Regions from separate parts of the Homo sapiens genome. Here region 2 is linked to region 1. A link is a loop called in an ENCODE intact Hi-C map of the cell type or tissue named here. Cell type or tissue: dorsolateral prefrontal cortex. All regions are shown on one strand. Each heading gives the region's core, and the rest is flanking DNA. Links, peaks and the distances in the headings are about the cores only.

The links. Peaks named below come from ENCODE experiments on the same cell type or tissue, not always from the same donor. Only the 100,000 strongest peaks of a DNase experiment are listed, where the experiment ranks them.
Region 2: a loop joins it to region 1, with 9 times the contacts of the local background. A loop is called at or near these places in 6 of 110 quality-filtered maps.

Annotation. Positions count from the first base shown.
Region 1 is chr18:32,388,198-32,396,542 of GRCh38, forward strand. GAREM1 (GRB2 associated regulator of MAPK1 subtype 1) reads right to left here. Exons shown (of 6, transcript NM_001242409.2): 2 at 4,698-4,838. Among named protein-coding and RNA genes, the nearest start is that of GAREM1, 79 kb to the right of the region's middle. In dorsolateral prefrontal cortex, for the core only: no CTCF peak of the experiment used is centred there; a DNase peak (open chromatin) is centred at 1,853; H3K27ac peaks cover 2,167 bases.
Region 2 is chr18:32,322,560-32,330,904 of GRCh38, forward strand. The region is part of intron 2 of GAREM1 (GRB2 associated regulator of MAPK1 subtype 1); the gene reads right to left. Among named protein-coding and RNA genes, the nearest start is that of MEP1B, 140 kb to the left of the region's middle. In dorsolateral prefrontal cortex, for the core only: no CTCF peak of the experiment used is centred there; no DNase peak of the experiment used is centred there; H3K27ac peaks cover 4,024 bases.

The sequences.
Region 1 (8,345 bases), core at 185-8,184:
TGAATGGCATAAGAATCCACAAGTCCATGCTCATAATAGCAGGTAAGTAAAAAAATAAATAAACAGAAGAGAAAAAAATGCTTTTCCTTACAGGAGAATGACGGCTAACAAATACAAGAAGGAATGGTGGAGTTAAGTTAGAAAAGAACTGTTTTGCCACCTTCATAGTAAAAACAGAATCAGACAGGAATCATCAATAACTACTTAATAGGGGAGTGGTGGGGGGAGAAGATTTAGGGAAAGAGCAAGATAGTTACAGAGTCTAAAAGTACGTCCTCTCAAATTTCCCAGTAATCACAAAGTAAATGGTAATTATACAGCAGAGAAACTGGACAATACGTTAACCAAGTGATCAAAACTAAAATCACCAATAAGGGGCAAAGGACATCCCTTGCCATTATCACAACACAGAGCAGACCAGCCAAGACTGCATAGCCTCATCAAATCACGAGGACACGGGGAAACCCAAACTGAGGGTTGTTTTAGAAAATAATTTGCCTGTATTCTTTAAAAAATGTCTATATCACGAAAGACAAAGACGGCTGAGGAACTTGTTCCAGATTAAAGGAGACTAAAGAGATACAAGAGCAAAATACAATAAGTGGTCCTAGACTGGATGTTGTCCCAGAGGCGGAAAAAATGCAGCAAGGCATTATTGGGACAATCAACAAAACTGGAACATGGACAGTAGATTAAAGTATTAAATGTACTGAATTTGCTACCAGTGCTGTGGTTATATAAGAGGATATCCTTGTTCTTAGGAAATACACAGTGAAGTATTAGGGGGATGTATGCTGTCTACTCTCAAATAACTGAGAAAAAAATAAATAGCATATTTGTCTGTATTTGTATGTGCATTTGGTGGGGAGGGAGGAGGGTAAGAATGATAAAAAACAAATGTGGCAAAATGATACTAAAAATGGGTAAAACCGGGGAAATGGCACAAGGGAGTAAACTATACTACTGCAACTTCAAAATAAAATTACAAAAGCAAAACAAAAAACAGCAGCCCAAATAACATTGAGGGGTGTCAGTATTCAACTAGCTTGAATGAAGAGTAATTCAACTTGTAATTAGTAGTGCAGGATAAAGAATTAAATCCTTAGAAACATTTAGTAGCTAACATGATCACAGTCATCACCATTAACATTTATGGAGGCTTACTTAGTGGTAAACACTCTGAAAGGTGTTTCTCTTTCGATCTTCACAATTACCCTAAGAGAAAGGCACTATAATTATCTTCACTTTATAGATGAGGAAACAAAGATTTAAAGAGGTTTAGTAGCTTGCCCAAAGTAATATAGACAGAAAATGGCAGAATGAGAAATCAAACTTGGTTGTTTGATTACAAAGCTGGTGGGCTTTACTACTCTGTTAAACATTTTAAATTACTGTTTATTAGCTGCCCTAAAAAAAAGTAAGATTCATTTCAACCTAGATGAAATTCTGAAAAATTGGTAAAATATACATATATAAGGGTTTCCTCTAATTAAAACTAGAGCACAAATAAGCTAGGGAGACATAAATGATTTTTGGTCTCCACAATGTACTATATGCTCTCTTTTTTCCAAGGGCTAAACCTGGCAATAAATAGATTCTTGGAGACAAAATATATACACTATAACCTTGAAATGATCAATCATATCAAGACTCCTGGGTCTCCATTTTACACGGTAATCAAAACATACTCCCAGGCCAGGTATGATGGCTCATACCTGTAATTCCAACATTTTGAAAGGCCAAGGCAGGTGGATTGCTTGAGACCTGGAGTTTGAGACCAGCAACAAAGCGAGAACTGGTATCTACAAAAAATTGACAAGTTGGCCGGGCGTAGTGCCAGGTACAAGCCTGTAGTGCCAGCTACTCAAGAGGCTGAGGTGGGAGGATCCTTTGAGCCCAGTAGTCCAGGGCTGCAGTGAGCCATGAACACACCACTGCATTCTGGCCTGGGTGACAGAGTGACACCTTGTTTCAAAACAAACAAACAAAAAACACTTATAAAACCACACTGCCTTCTTATTTACCTGTTTATAAAATTTTTTTTAAAAAAACTACCAAATCACTAAATTTGTCTTGTAAAGCAAGTTTCATGGTGCTATCTTAAGATATGAAACACAAAACAAAATGATCAGCTGGAATCTATTTGTACCTCAAAACTTCTACCTAAACTTCTTGTTGAAAAAATTGAGGAAGACAGCTTAGAACATTCAGACACTCATGACCAGCGATTCATTCTATTTTGTTTAATGGCAAATGATCTCATGAACTATTTGGTCCTATTTCAAGCTTTTCTTTCTTTAATGTATTTTCTCTCCTTTATGTTGAATGATGTGATCTTAGTGCCCATGTTTCCTCTTAAGTCTTGGCACCTCAATTTCATTTTTAAAAATGTATCATTTGCAACATAATCCGTCACCTTCCTTATGGATCAAAAGCAAGCTGCTCAACAATATCACATCTTTCTTCCCAATGGAAGCTGGATGGTTCTTTTAAAAAGAAGTTCCAAACACCAAAATATTTACAAATATTTGTGTGTGTTTGAGGAAATCTTATCTCACATTGTGGATGCTCATTCTAGAACAATGGGTTCCCAACACTGGCTGTATATTTTAACCATGGGGGAGCTTTTAAAATTCTGATATCCAGCCAACACTCCAGACCAATTAACTTCTGGAGGTAGGACCCCACATCAGTCTTTTTAAAGTTCTCCAGGTGAATCCAATGTATAACCAAGTTTGAGATCCCTAAGTCAAACACCCATAGCCACAAAGAATTTTCTTTTGAGTACAGATCCAAAGGCTTCAGGTGTTTTTTAGAATTGGTATAACTTGTTAAGGACTGTACAGTCCAACTGGTGAGTGTGTACACAGGAAAAGGTAATTGAATGAAGACTGAGGACGTGTGCTAAATGAATGGGACACATCAGGAGACCATGTGGGGCTGCGGAGGACGGCTGAACCCTCCTGATGAAATGATGAGCTGAGGGAGGTAACTCCAGCTAGCTAGAGACTGTGTAAATGGAAAAGTGTCTAGTATGTTCAGGAAACAGTTAGACGACTAATGTAGCAAGAGTGGGAGGTTCACTCTTCGGAATAGAAAAGATCAGTTTGGAGAAGTAGACCAGAACCAGCCTCTGGAAAGCATTCAACAACAAGTCAAAGAATCTAGCAGCAGGATGCAGTCTCTAAAGGGGTTTGAGGAAGTGATAAAATGAGGGCACTCTTTTGGGAAGACTGATTTGACAGAGCTTTTCACAGCGCTTTTGCGGGAAAGACTAAAACGTAATTTCCTCATAGATGAATACAGCAGATTAGGTAAAAGTATATAGGATGAAGCAATGTAGCAATTTACCTTTCTTTCCAGTTTTCCACAAAGACAGAAACAGAATTTGGACTTGCTAAAAGTAGCATGTATCTCACTACTAGTAGGAACCATTCTGATGACAGAATGGGTAGGGTAGGGGGTTTGTTTCATTCTCTGCCCCTGTGAAAACTGCCCCACTTGCCTGAGTTACAATCTAACAGATGTAATGCTTTCTACAAGTATACATTTCTCTTTTTCCATGAAGGCTACTCTTAGGGCTAGGAAATACAATTCTAGAGGACAAAGTTTTAGGCCACAGAAATTCTGTCTTATAATTTTTTTGAGTAAGAAGGATTTTTGAGAAGCTAAGTAATCCCTGGGTCGTATCAGCATTTGAAGATTCCCAGGAATCAAAAATGGTACCAAACTATTCATTCATTCATTAAATATTCATCAAACAAATACCATTTACTGTGTCTAGACAGTGGGAATACAGTAAGGTCCCTTTTCCAAATAATAACTCTCTGTGCATTGTAAAGGGGTTATTCGAGAACACAATGGCAGTCTAGGGCTACACAATTTATGGTTAGTTGATTAAGGTATTCTGAACAGACTTGGAAAATATTGAACAATACTAGAGAAAAGGCTAAGATCCTTTATATAATGTATTATAAGTGCCGGAAAAAGCATATGGTAACATAAGTTTTTTTTTTTAATGGCATTTATAAGCTATCACTATTTAAAGCTTATTTAAGCCACTAGATGTATCCCAACCTCCTAGAACAGTACTGGCACACAGAATATACTCAATAAAAATCAGTTATATGGCACTATTGCATTGAGTCGGGTTCAAAGTGAGGTGAGAAGGCAGGTATTACACTCATTTAACTAAAGTAGTGAGGGCATCTCAGTTGCCTGTAATCTAAATGCCTATTGAAAGGAGAGACATATCCAGGTATATGAACTACCAATCCAATACTTTTAAACCCAGACCACAATGTTAATTTGTGAGACGGAATCTTGTGAAATCTTCACAAAGTCATTCACAAAAGCAATGTTCAAACTGTATACAGGATTCCTCAGAGACATGACCCCCTGAAGTTCTGAGGTTGGCTACATGTATTGATTTTAATTCCAAGACAATAGAGGTGTTTTATTTGTAAAATTTCTATCTTATAAATACCTAATAAGAATCCTCATTTAACTACATGCATTAATTAGAAATACTTCTAACAAAATGAATCTGAGCTTTCACTGATCAATAACCACACACAAATGTTTGATTCTCTAAGTCATTCTACTTTCTAGTTTACAGACAATTCTTAGAGGAAAAGTTTAGCTATTCACATCCCCTTTCTCTCGCTGCCTCATCTTGGCCCTTGGAGGAGTCTTACCTGCATAATGTACCGGAATCTCTATCTTTGGCCCAATGACATAGTGACCCTCCTCCAAGCTGTGGGCAGTGATGGTGGTCCACTGGCGGCAGGAATGAATCAGCAGATAGTCATTTTCCCGCAGCCCTTCTACGCACTCTCCTAGGAAATACAATTTTATATGAGAAACTTAGAATTCATAATCTGCTTTCTCCATACTTTGCAATAAAATTTCATTAGTTAAAACTTGACTAATGCAGAAGTTGACAGTTCATCCCAAGATGAGATAAAGTTTACCTCTGAATTGTTTTTTTTTTTTTTTTAAAAAAGGGTATTCCACACCAAGCTGACAACTGTACATAGAAGTCCATAAAAAATGTTTCCCACTCATTTGCAAATAGCTATTCAAATATCACATTATACCTAAATGATTATGTTTTAATGATAATAAAACATTTATTAAGTGCCTAGAATATATTAGGTACTGTTTAGATGCTTTGCATATACTATTTCATGTAATAAGATAACTTTAGGAGGTAGGTAAAAGGTAATGCTCCTTCTTTACAGGTGAGAAAAATCAAAGTTTGAAATGTTAACATGTCTAAGCTCACAGATTTAATAAACTGAAAAGTGAGGATTCAAAGCTAGGTCAGATAGATTGAAAGCTTATGATTTAATCACCACAATAAAGCTACAAAAATAAATAATCTTATCTCTGTTGAAAGAGTACTTGAAATTAAATACTCACAGTTCCTTTTAAATTTTATGTTTGCCAATTTTCTCTGGCCTCCTACCAAACTTCCCGATCAATTAAAAATAATGATTTATAGCATACAAATGAAATTTCTTTTCATTTTAATATTTTCTGAAGTATCTTTTCGGCATTTGAACGGATGACAAACTATTTCAAAAGAGAAATTCATTTCCTGAAACTTAAAAGATGTTTTTCTAGATGCTGAAATAATCCGTTCCATTAATCCTAGTTTAGTAATTTTCAGTGCTCAATGAAAATATCTGAAAAGGCTAACTTTTTATACAGAAAACAGCCTTATTTTGACACTATATTACAGTAATTAAGTTATTAGTGATTTAACTGTGTTTTGAAATGGCATTTTAGATCTCTCAAAAATTCTTAAAAATTTCAGTACTTTTTCAATAAATAGAAGAGACTGTAATGATCAACTTGGCTATCCCAACCTAAAATGTCTAATTTGTTTCCAAAACAGTAATGCAACAATCTTTAAAACAGTCTTGGCCTGGCATGGTGGCTCATGCCTATAATCCCAACACTCCAGGTGGGAGGATGGCTTGAGTCCAGGAGTTTGAGACATGCCTGGGCAACATGGCAAAATCCCATCTCTACAAAAAAAATACAAAAATTTGTCGGGTGTGGTGGCATATATCTGTAGTCCCAGCTACTTAGGAGGCTGAGATAGGAGGATCGCTTGAGCCCGGGAGGTGGAGGCTACAGTGAGCTGAGATTGTGCCACTGCACTCCAGCCTGGGTAACGGAGCGAGACCTTATCTCAAAAAATAAAAAATGAAATAAAATAAAAAGGTTAAAACAGTCTTAATGCAGGAATACTTTATAGTGCAAAATACAAAGAGTTAAAAAACTTTATAAGGGGACAGGGAGAGAAAAATAGATCTGGAAGTGGAGGTACATTAGCAGAAGGGGGAGAATCCAATTCATCGGGGGGATTTTTCAAACCAGACTATGCTGCCCATCACCTCTTGAGAGGATGTGGCCTGGCTTTTTCAGAAAGATACTGCCTGGGGGCCAGTGGTACTCATGAGCCCTTTGTATCCCTCAACCACCTTAGGGCAGGAAGGAAAAATCTAGAACTGCTGCTCCAAAGGAGAAATCATGCAGCCCCCTGCTGAGCATATGCACAGTAGGCAGGAATTACAAGCACCAGGTTTAGAGTCCCATAGACCTGGTCTCAAGCGATGTTCCGCTACCCACCATGGTGTGGTCTTGGGCACGAACCTCCTTCTTTCACCTGTGAAATAGTTATTAATACAACAGGCCCTGCTGCACAGAGTGGATGTGGAGACACACAGTGAATGGAAAGTGTGTAGCACCAGTTCTAGCAGGTATTAGCAGTGATCAGGACACATAAGCTACTGATTTTATGGTATGCTTTTTTCCCTCTAAAACGTAATCCTTCTATAAATATTGTAATTCAAGTTATATTAACCTTTAAAAGTTAGGAAATGACCTTCAGAGGAGTTGAGAAACTTGCTCAAAGCTGCACAGCATAGTAAGTGGCAGAAGCTGACTTTGGGGTCTCTCTCCATCTCTCTCCTGCTCTTCCAATGCCACAATGTCTCTTACCTTGAAAAACACTGACAATAATCCAAAGAAAGGGGAAAAACTGACCTTTGGCTTCAAGTTTCATTCATTCACTCAACCAATATAACAAGCACTGTTCTGAGTGCTAGGCGCATACGGGTGAACAAACCCAAGATCGCTGCCCTAGGGCACTTACTATTCAACAGGGAGAAGACAGCCAATACCAATAACAAAACTAAGTAATTAAATTACAAATTCATTCGAAGGTGAGAGATGCTGGGTGGGGGAAGTAATGGGTAAGAAGATCAGGATTATATAGAACAGGGGACAGTTCACACATTTATTTTTAACAAGTCCAACAAACATTCATTCATTATCCAACAAACATTTTTTATCTTTTATGCAAAAGGCAATGAGGGAATGGGCAAAAATATAAAGAAGACTTAGTCCCTACATTCAAGAAGTCATTCTTGAGAGTGAGGTGGGTTCATATGTAATTTTACATTAGAGAAGCCATGATGAGTGCTACGCAAGAGGAATGAGAAATGTAGAGCACCACCTATGGGGGCAGGGCATAGCCGAACAAAAGGCAGCAGAAACCTCTGCAGACTTAAATGTCCCTGTCTGACAGCTTTGAAGAGTGTAGTGGTTCTCCCAGCACGGAGTCTGAGATATGAGAATGGACAGACTGCCTCCTCAAGTGGGTCCCTGACCCCCAAGTAGCTTAACTGGGAAGCACCCCTGAGTAGGGGCAGACTGACACCTCACATGGCCGGGTACCCCTCTGAGACGAAGCTTCCAGAGGAACAATCAGGCAGCAACATTTGCTGTTCAGCAATATTCGCTGTTCTGCAGCCTCCACTGCTGATACCCAGGCAAACAGGGTCTGGAGTGGACCTCCAGCAAACTCCAACAGACCTGCAGCTGAGGGTCGTGACTGTTAGAAGGAAAACTAACAAACAGAAAGGACATCCACACCAAAACGCCATCTGTATGTCACCACCATCAAAGACCAAAAGTAGATAAAACCACAAAGATGGGGAAAAAACAGAGCAGAAAAGCTGAAAACTCTAAAAATCAGAGCACCTCTCCCCCTTCAAAGGAACGCAGCTCCTCGCCAGCAATGGAACAAAGGTGGACGAAGAATGACTTTGAAGAGAAGAAGGCTTCAGATAATCAAACTTCTCTGAGCTAAAGGAGGAAGTTCGAACCCATTGCAAAGGAGATAAAAACCTTGAAAAAACATTAGACGAATGGCTAACTAGAATAACCAGTGTAGAGAAGTCCTTAAATGACCTAATGGAGCTGAAAACCATGGCACGAGAACTACGTGACGAATGCACAAGCTTCAGTAGCCGATGCGATCAACTGGA
Region 2 (8,345 bases), core at 86-8,085, 66 kb before region 1:
GCATGTATAGTATTTTATTGTCCTTATTTGTTTTCTTGTCTTCGTGAACTAACCAGTAAACTTTCTAAAGAAAGCAGATGTGTCAATCACCTTTTTATTCCCAGTACTCAATACTGGGCAAGACACACAGAAGGTGCCTAATAAATGATGGCTGAATGAAGGAACTTAAGAGCCAGCTCAAGTCCAACATAATCTGTGAAGTGTTCCTTGACAACTTCAGCTCAAACGATTTTCATTTATGTTGATTACCAGAGTCTATTCACCGATTCTCTACTTATTTTACTTCCTTTTGTGCTGTTTTCTTAATTAGACCGCAGTGCCGTAACAGCTGGAATCATGTCTTCTGCTTCTCTGATAGCTGAGTTTGAGTCCAAACTAGAAACTGAATAAATGCTTTCTTTGAAGAGTAGGTGTTTAGAGCAGGAGAAATATATATTTTTGGGAGTCTCAAACTCAAATACTTATGAGACCACAAAGTCTTGCAAATTGGTAACATTGATAAAAGTAGAAATGATGACCTCATAGCTCCAGCACCTGCTGGTTCCCAGAGGCAGGAAATTTTTATGTAAATGTGTTCAACTTTTAATGGTTTTTAATAGTTGGCTCAAATAAAAAATGTCACCCAGCCCCAAAACTGCTCTGCATTTCTTAAAGAGAGTCGGGCATAGGTGTGGATTGAGCAAGGGCTTACAACATCACTGATCTAGCTGATGCTGTTGTATTTGTGAATGGGTTAATGTTGGTCAAGAAATGTGTGGGAAGTCTAGGGTCCAGGAACTCTTCATTCTACCTTCATTTGAAGCCACGGTCCTGAAGTGGAAGGCTACTCTTTACAGCTTTTAGCATAAGCATTATGAGAAAGCTCATTTAAGACCTATACTATTGGCTGGGCACAGTGGCTCACACCTGTAATCCCAGCACTTTGGGAGGCCAAGGTGGGCAGATCACTTGAGGCCAGGAGTTCGAGACCAGCCTGGCCAACATGGTGTGCTTAGCCAACTTAGCCAAGTGTAGTGGTGTGCACCTGTAATCCCAGATACTTGAGAGGCTGATACAGTAGAATCCCTTGAGCCCAAGAGGCAGAGGTTGCAGTGGGCCAAAATTGCGCCACTGCACTCCAGCCTGGGCGACAGAGTAAGACCCTATCTCAAATAAACAAATAAATAATCAATCAAGGTTCCAATATGTAAAAAGCAATTTTACTTGAGGAAGAACCTTTTGGAGAAATATAAAATGATTCATTTTTTAATCTACATAAAAAATTAAGAGCAGCAAAAATTAAACTTTAATTTTTACTCACAGAATTTTCAGTTATTTAGTATGAAAAGAGAAGGGGAAAACAAAGGTGAATAGAAAATATAAAGGAAAGAGAAAAATGGGGAGAGAGGGAGATAGGGAAATAGATACAAAAAGAAAATGAGACATAGAAATCGACCTATGAAAATGACAGTTACACAAATAAACATGATTTCAACCCAGACAAAGGAAAGGAAGACCACGCCAACACAGATGGACAAAAGATTGACATATGCAACACAAACAGACCCTAAAGCTACGCTGCCACCGTACAACTACAGGCAAAAGTGAAGGCAAGCTGTGTAGAATCAAAGCTGAGGTGTCTAGGAATTTTCAGTACTATGGTGCTTATGCTTCTCTTCTACGCCTTATGGAAGTATTTAGAAAGGAAAAAGAAAGCCAAACTGCGTACACAGAGTGTGAGGAGGGTGAAGAAAACACTCAAGGATTTTAACATTCCACCATTATTTCTCAATTGAAACATGACCCTGTTCTTGGCTTATTTGCTCCCTTTTCCACAGCCTAACAGTAAACTCCCACACACCAGTGGGACCACAGAGGAGAGACAATAATACAAGCAGCTGCTTGAGCTGTGGTTTTCATTAGGAAAAAAAGTGCCTTGATTATGAGAGATTTAGTTTTTAACCTGTGTGCCAAAACCGAAGTGATTAAAACTCCATGTACAGAAACACGAATGGTTTCTTAAAAGTGGAGTATAGAGCACACACAGTATTATCAAAAGAGGATAGGAGGACAGTCCAAATTCTAACACCCACGCCAGCTTGCGCATTGACTTGGATATGGGAAAGTTAGCAAAGACACAAAGTAAAATAAAAACATACTCTATAGGTTCTGCATTGCATTTTGTCAAGGTTAGAGACACATTTTCACCAAAAATTTAAGCTACAAACGGCAAGGCAATCAAGCCATGAAAAGACATGGGGGAAACTTAAATGCCTATTACTAAGTGAAAGATGCCAATCTGAAAAAAATTATACCATGTATGACATTTCTGGAAAAGGCAAAACTATGGAAACAGTAAAATGATCAGTGGTTACCAAGGGTTAGGGAGGAGGAATGGATGAATAGGTGGAACACAGAAGTTTTTTATTTTTTAGACAGAGTCTTGCTGTGTAGCCCAGGCTGGAGTGCAGTGGTGCGATCTTGGCTCACTGCAACCTCCACCTCCTGGGTCCTGGTTCAAGCAATTCTCCTGCCTCAGCCTCCGGAGTAGCTGGGATTACAGCCATGCGCCACCATGCCCAGCTAATTTTTGTATTTTTAGTAGAGACAGGGTTTCACCATATTGGCCAGGTTGGTCTTGAACTCCTGACCTCGTGATCCACCTGCCTCGGCCTCCCAAAGTGCTGGGATTACAGGTGTGGCACAGAGGTTTTTTAGGGCAGTGAAAATATTCTGTATGTTACCTTAATGGTAGATGCACGTCATTATATGTTTCTCCAAACTCACAGAATGTACAACAGCAAGAGTGAACCCTAATGTAAACTGTGGACTTTGGGTTATTATGACATGTCAGTGCAGGTTCATCGATTGTCACAAATATACCACTCTGGTGCAGGATGTTAATGGTGGAGGCTCTGCGTGTGGTGGGGAAAGGAGTACATGGGAAATCTCTGTACTTTCCTCTCAATTGTGCCGTGAATCTAAAACTGCTCTAAAAAATTAAGCCTTTAAAAAACAGAAAAAAGGAAGGCAACTCCTTAAAGTCCCCCATTTGATTCAAGACTGAGGTAGGACAGTCTCAGTAAGGCACGTTTTGTTCTCATGGCTCAGCACAGGACTGTTAATTTTGGATTCAACATAATACTCACTGATGATCGTTTTGCTCCCAAATCTTTGCACAACAGGTAGTGTATTAACTTCCAGAGTTTGAATCCTGGCTTTCCCTCGTATCATGCAACTTTGGTTGCATCATATCCTTCTACATCTCCATTTGCTTTCCAGTTCTATAATCCAGGACAGTAATACTGACACTGGACTTACGAGGATGACTAAACATATATGAAGGGCTTAACACAGTAAGTGGCACATGACAAGGACTCAATGAGCATGTATGTCAGAGAGAAGTTTAAGTTTAGGATGAAGATACACTTGTCATGAATGAAAAGGAATGTAATCATGCTATTATTCTGATTTACTTACTGAATAGGAGAAACGTATTAGCTCCTTCTTACAGTAACCCTGGAAAAACTGCTCCAGAATATGAGACATCAAAAAGTATTCTAAATTTGACATACATAAAAAGATGGCACAATCAGTAGTTTGGTAGATAGGAAGAAGAGAGGAAAGAGCTATGCAGAAGGTATTCAGGGTGGCTCACTGCCACCGGGTTGGAGACTTCGGTTATGGGAAAGATAGAGACTGGGAAATAACAAGTGTGATCTTTTCCATGACAAGCTACCTACTAAACTCTCTGCTCAATCCAAGAGCAAATGCAATTAAAATGGCTCATGCTTAAAATATAATTCCTGTAATAAATTTGTGACCATAATGACAGTGGCCTAGAGTCCTATGCTTGTTAGGAATCAGTCAAAACTGCAGTAAAAATGGAAAGGCTAGTAAAACGCAAAGGCCCTACATTGTAGAGAGCCCCCCACTCTTGCTAAGTCTTTTTCTTTTAATTAAAAAATGGAGAAGAGAAGCAAATAGCCATGTTGCTGCTCTGCTGACCTGCAGCTCCATTTTTGCTAAAGTGCTTAATGAATGAGTATGCTTTCAAACAGGCAATACATACCTTTGTCCTACTCCCAAACCAGCAAATGGTTTTTCCCTTCCACCCCCTCACAAGAGACCGACACTGTCTTCTTTTGTTTTCTTTAGTCTTTGCTGACAAAATGCCCCTGCTCTTGCTCCCATCTCCCAATACTTCATTTTCATCCAAATGCCTCCGCTTTTATTCAGTACAGATCCAGCTTATTGAGCATTCTCTAGTGCCTTTCAGGTTTTGACCCTCTTCCATGTTAAACAGGCTGCGGTGCAAGGGTAGGATGGTTGCTCAGTAAAATATTCCATCCAACAGGGGCAGTTATGTAAACAGGGCTGCTTTCTGGCAGGAATGTCTGATGGGATAAACAAGGCTGGAGAGAAAAAGTACTTTTAGAGAGGAGTGACTTTGTCAGGGAACAGAGATACATTCCAAATTAAAAAACACTCTTCTTTCTAATGTAAGACCAGGCTTTTTAAAAACAGGAATCACTGGGAGAAATGTAAAAAGAACTGTAATAACTGAGTCAGCAATTATGATTTCTGATATTGTACAAAGGGGATCAACTTTTTCATTTTGTGGCTGTAAATTTTTATTTCTTGAAAAAGAAAAAACAAAAACATCTTAAGTGCCAGAGATATTGGAAGGCTACTTTCAGAATTTATTAATATTTAAGAACCTATACAGATGCTGAATGGGAATTATGGCTAATATTTTATAACAAATAAGAAACATAGTCATCAGATAATTAGTAGATGGATTCACTAATGTACTCATGTTGATGTTTACTGTTGAAAGAGAGACAGCATTATCTTCATTAATATCTAGTACATGGGACAAGTGATGAAGTATTTAGCCTTGCAAACAAAAGACTATACACAGAAAATTCATTATACTAAGGTGATAATAGCTCATGATGAAGAAAGCGGGGATGATGAAAGCAAATAGAGATTGCAATACCTAAAACCAGCAAATATGCATAACAAGAAAAGAATGACTAGAAAGTGAAGGATTAGGATTATGTTTACAATTTTATTGTAAAACCTAGAGTGTGACTGGATATTAAATACATGAAGTTGGGTTCTTGGCATGAAATGCACAACGTGGTGTTCAAATATTTTTAAAAACAACCTCATTTAGTGAGACATCACTTAGTGAGACTAATATGAGGCAATGTGAGTAGTGGACAAGAGCCCAGCTTTGGAGTGGACAGACAAGTTTGAATCTCAGCTTTGGCCTTGACCTTGAGAGGAGGACATTTCGGGGCTTCAGTTTCCTCACATATAAAATGGGGATGTTGATACCTACTTCATGGGACTGTTACAGGGATTAAATGAGGCCATATAGGTACAATGCTCAACAAAGGGCAAGATGCCTCTGATTCACAGTAATATGATTAATAATATGAATATTATTTTTTATTATCAAGATTCCATAAGAGAATTAAATATACAGGCCAAATTAATTTTTCCTCCCCATTTAAACTATTAGTCAAAATATTAAAATTTCAAAGATATTTATTTATCAATGTATTACTCTGTTCAAAGCAGTGTATGAAGTGCTAAGGATATTTCAAAGCACTCAGAAATACACTTCGAAATCTCTGTGTTTCCTTGTCTTTCATTTACATACAGATTTGAATTTTTTCCAATGTCTATTCAATTTTTAAGATGAGTGATTTAGGATGGCATATTTATTTTGAATATCCCACAAATAATTATTAAATACAAAATGATTAGAGAGTTGATAAACTCAATTACTGCAGGAGATAGTGGGATAGGACCTAAATTTATGCTGGCTGGTGTGGTTGATAATCTGTAGATAGAACAGAGTAAATAAGTAATAGCTTCTTTCAGCAGTTACACTGTATTTCACCTAAAGTCTAGCTGAAACTTTCCAAGGCCAGGATAAGAGCATTCTGACATTATTTTCATGAGTGCTATTCCTGCTAGTCATCAGGAGGCAGCTTCTTCCTCTAGCCTTCTGAGTCATTTTAATCTAAGCATTTTGTGGAATAAATGACGTTAGAGAGGGTTAGGTAAATGCAAAACATTTTTATATAATATGATAAAGATATCACCACAAGCCAACTGGAAAAGATCACTTAGTCTCTGGTGCTGGTAAAACTGGCTCATTATATGGAGAAAAACAAAAATGAATTCCTACCTGATACCACTTAGGGGCAGGGAAGGACTTCAGAAGCAGAAAGTATAAGCAAAACATTGATTACTTTAAGATTAAGGATTTTCTGTTCAATTAAGGATACTATGGGAAAAGTTGACAGGTGACAGAATAGAAGATATTTGCAAAGCCTAAAACGGAAAAGAGACTGATGATAAAATTATTCAGTGAAATCCTGAAAATTAAGAAAGACACCACCACCAATACAATGACGGGCAAAGAACATGATGAACAGGCAATTTACTAAGGAGGTATCCCTGAAGACTAGCAAGCATGTGAAAAGAAGCTCAACCAGCCAAATAAATGCAAATTAAAAGCTATTACTTCTGCCCGGCATGGTGGCTCACATCTGTAATCCCAACACTTTGGGAGGCCTAGGTGGGAGGACCACTTGAGGCCAGGAATGCTAGACCAGCTTGGGCAACACAGTGAGACCCCACCTCAACAGCAACAACATCAACCAAATCAGTCAAGTGTAGTGGCAAGTGTCTATAGTCCTACCTACTGAGGAGGCTAAGGTGGGAAGGTCACTCGAGCCCAGGAGTTTGAGGCTGCAGTGAGCTATGATTGTGCCACTGCACTGTAGCTTGGGCAACGGAGCAAGAACCTGTCTTGGAGAAAAAAAAAAAAGGTATTGCTTCACACCTATTAAGATTGAAAAACTGGCTGGGTGTAGTCGCTCACGCCTACAATCCCAGCACTTTGGGAGGCTGAGGCAGGTGGATCACAAGGTCAGGAGTTCAAGACCAGCCTGGCCAATATGGTGACACCCTGTCTCTACCAAAAATACAAAAATTAGCCAGGTGTGGTGGCGCATGCCTGTAGTCCCAGCTACTCGGGAGGCTGAGGCAGAAGAATCACTTGAACCCAGGAGGCGGAGGTTACAGTGAGCCGAGATTGCGCCACTGCACTCCAGCCTGGGTGACAGAGCGAGACTCCATTAAAAAAAAAAAAAAAAAAAAAAGATTGAAAAGCTAAAAAAAAATAAGTTCCTGATGTAGGTAAGAAATTTCATTGGACTATGGTGGGAGTGGGGCTGGGGCAGCCATTGTGGAGAGTGATCGGGCACCATTTAGTCAAATTAACTCTTCATATTACTAACACCCAGCAATTCTACCCCTGTGTATAAGTTCCAAAGAAATTTCACACAAGAGTGTCGGGGGAATGCATGAGGACATTTGTGGCAGCATCATTTTTGCTGCTCACCCTTTGGAGATCATATAAACACACAACAACAAAAATAGATTTTTGACAAAAAGAAAATAAATTGTTCTACCAAAAAGATGCCTGCACTCATATGTTCATCACAGCACTACTCACAATAGCAAAGATATGGAATCAACATAAGGGCCCATCGATGATGGACTGTATAAAGAAAATGTGGTACATATATACCACAGAATACTACACAGCCATAAACGAGAACAAATCATGTCTTTTGCAGCAACAAGGATACAGCAAGAGGCTATTATCCTAAGTGAATTAATGCAGGTACAGAAAACCAAATGCTGTATGTTCTCACTTACAAGTGGGAGCTAAACATTGGATACTCATGGACATCAAGATGGCAGCAATCGACACTGGGGACTACTAGTTGTGGGGGGAGGGAAGGAGGCAAGGGTTGAAAAACTATTGGGTACTAGGCTCACTTACATGGGTGACAGGATCATTTGTATCACAAACGTCAGCATCATGCAATGTACTCATATAACAAACCTGCACATGTATCCCCTGAATCTAAAATAAAAATTGAAATGATTAAAAAAAGAATAGATTTGGAAACAAGGGTGTATCTTTAAATAATGCTAAATGAAAAACATGAGACTTAAAACACAATACAGTTTATGTAAATTTAAAGTATTTGTATACAAACCACTGCACTTTTAGAAAAACAGAGCCAAAGAAAAAAGGCACAATAAATACATTTAAATGGGAGGGTGGGAGGGGAATGTACTATCAGGATGAAATGGGATGAAACAAAATCTTCCCCACGCTTTTATTTCTGGGGAGAAAAGTTAAGATTAGTATTTTAAACATTTATTTAATATATCAGGAAGGAAACAGAAGGTGAGAAAAGGGAAGGAGGAAAGAAGGGAACATTTTGAGGGTCTTACAGCCAAGCACTGCATTTGATAAAAAAATT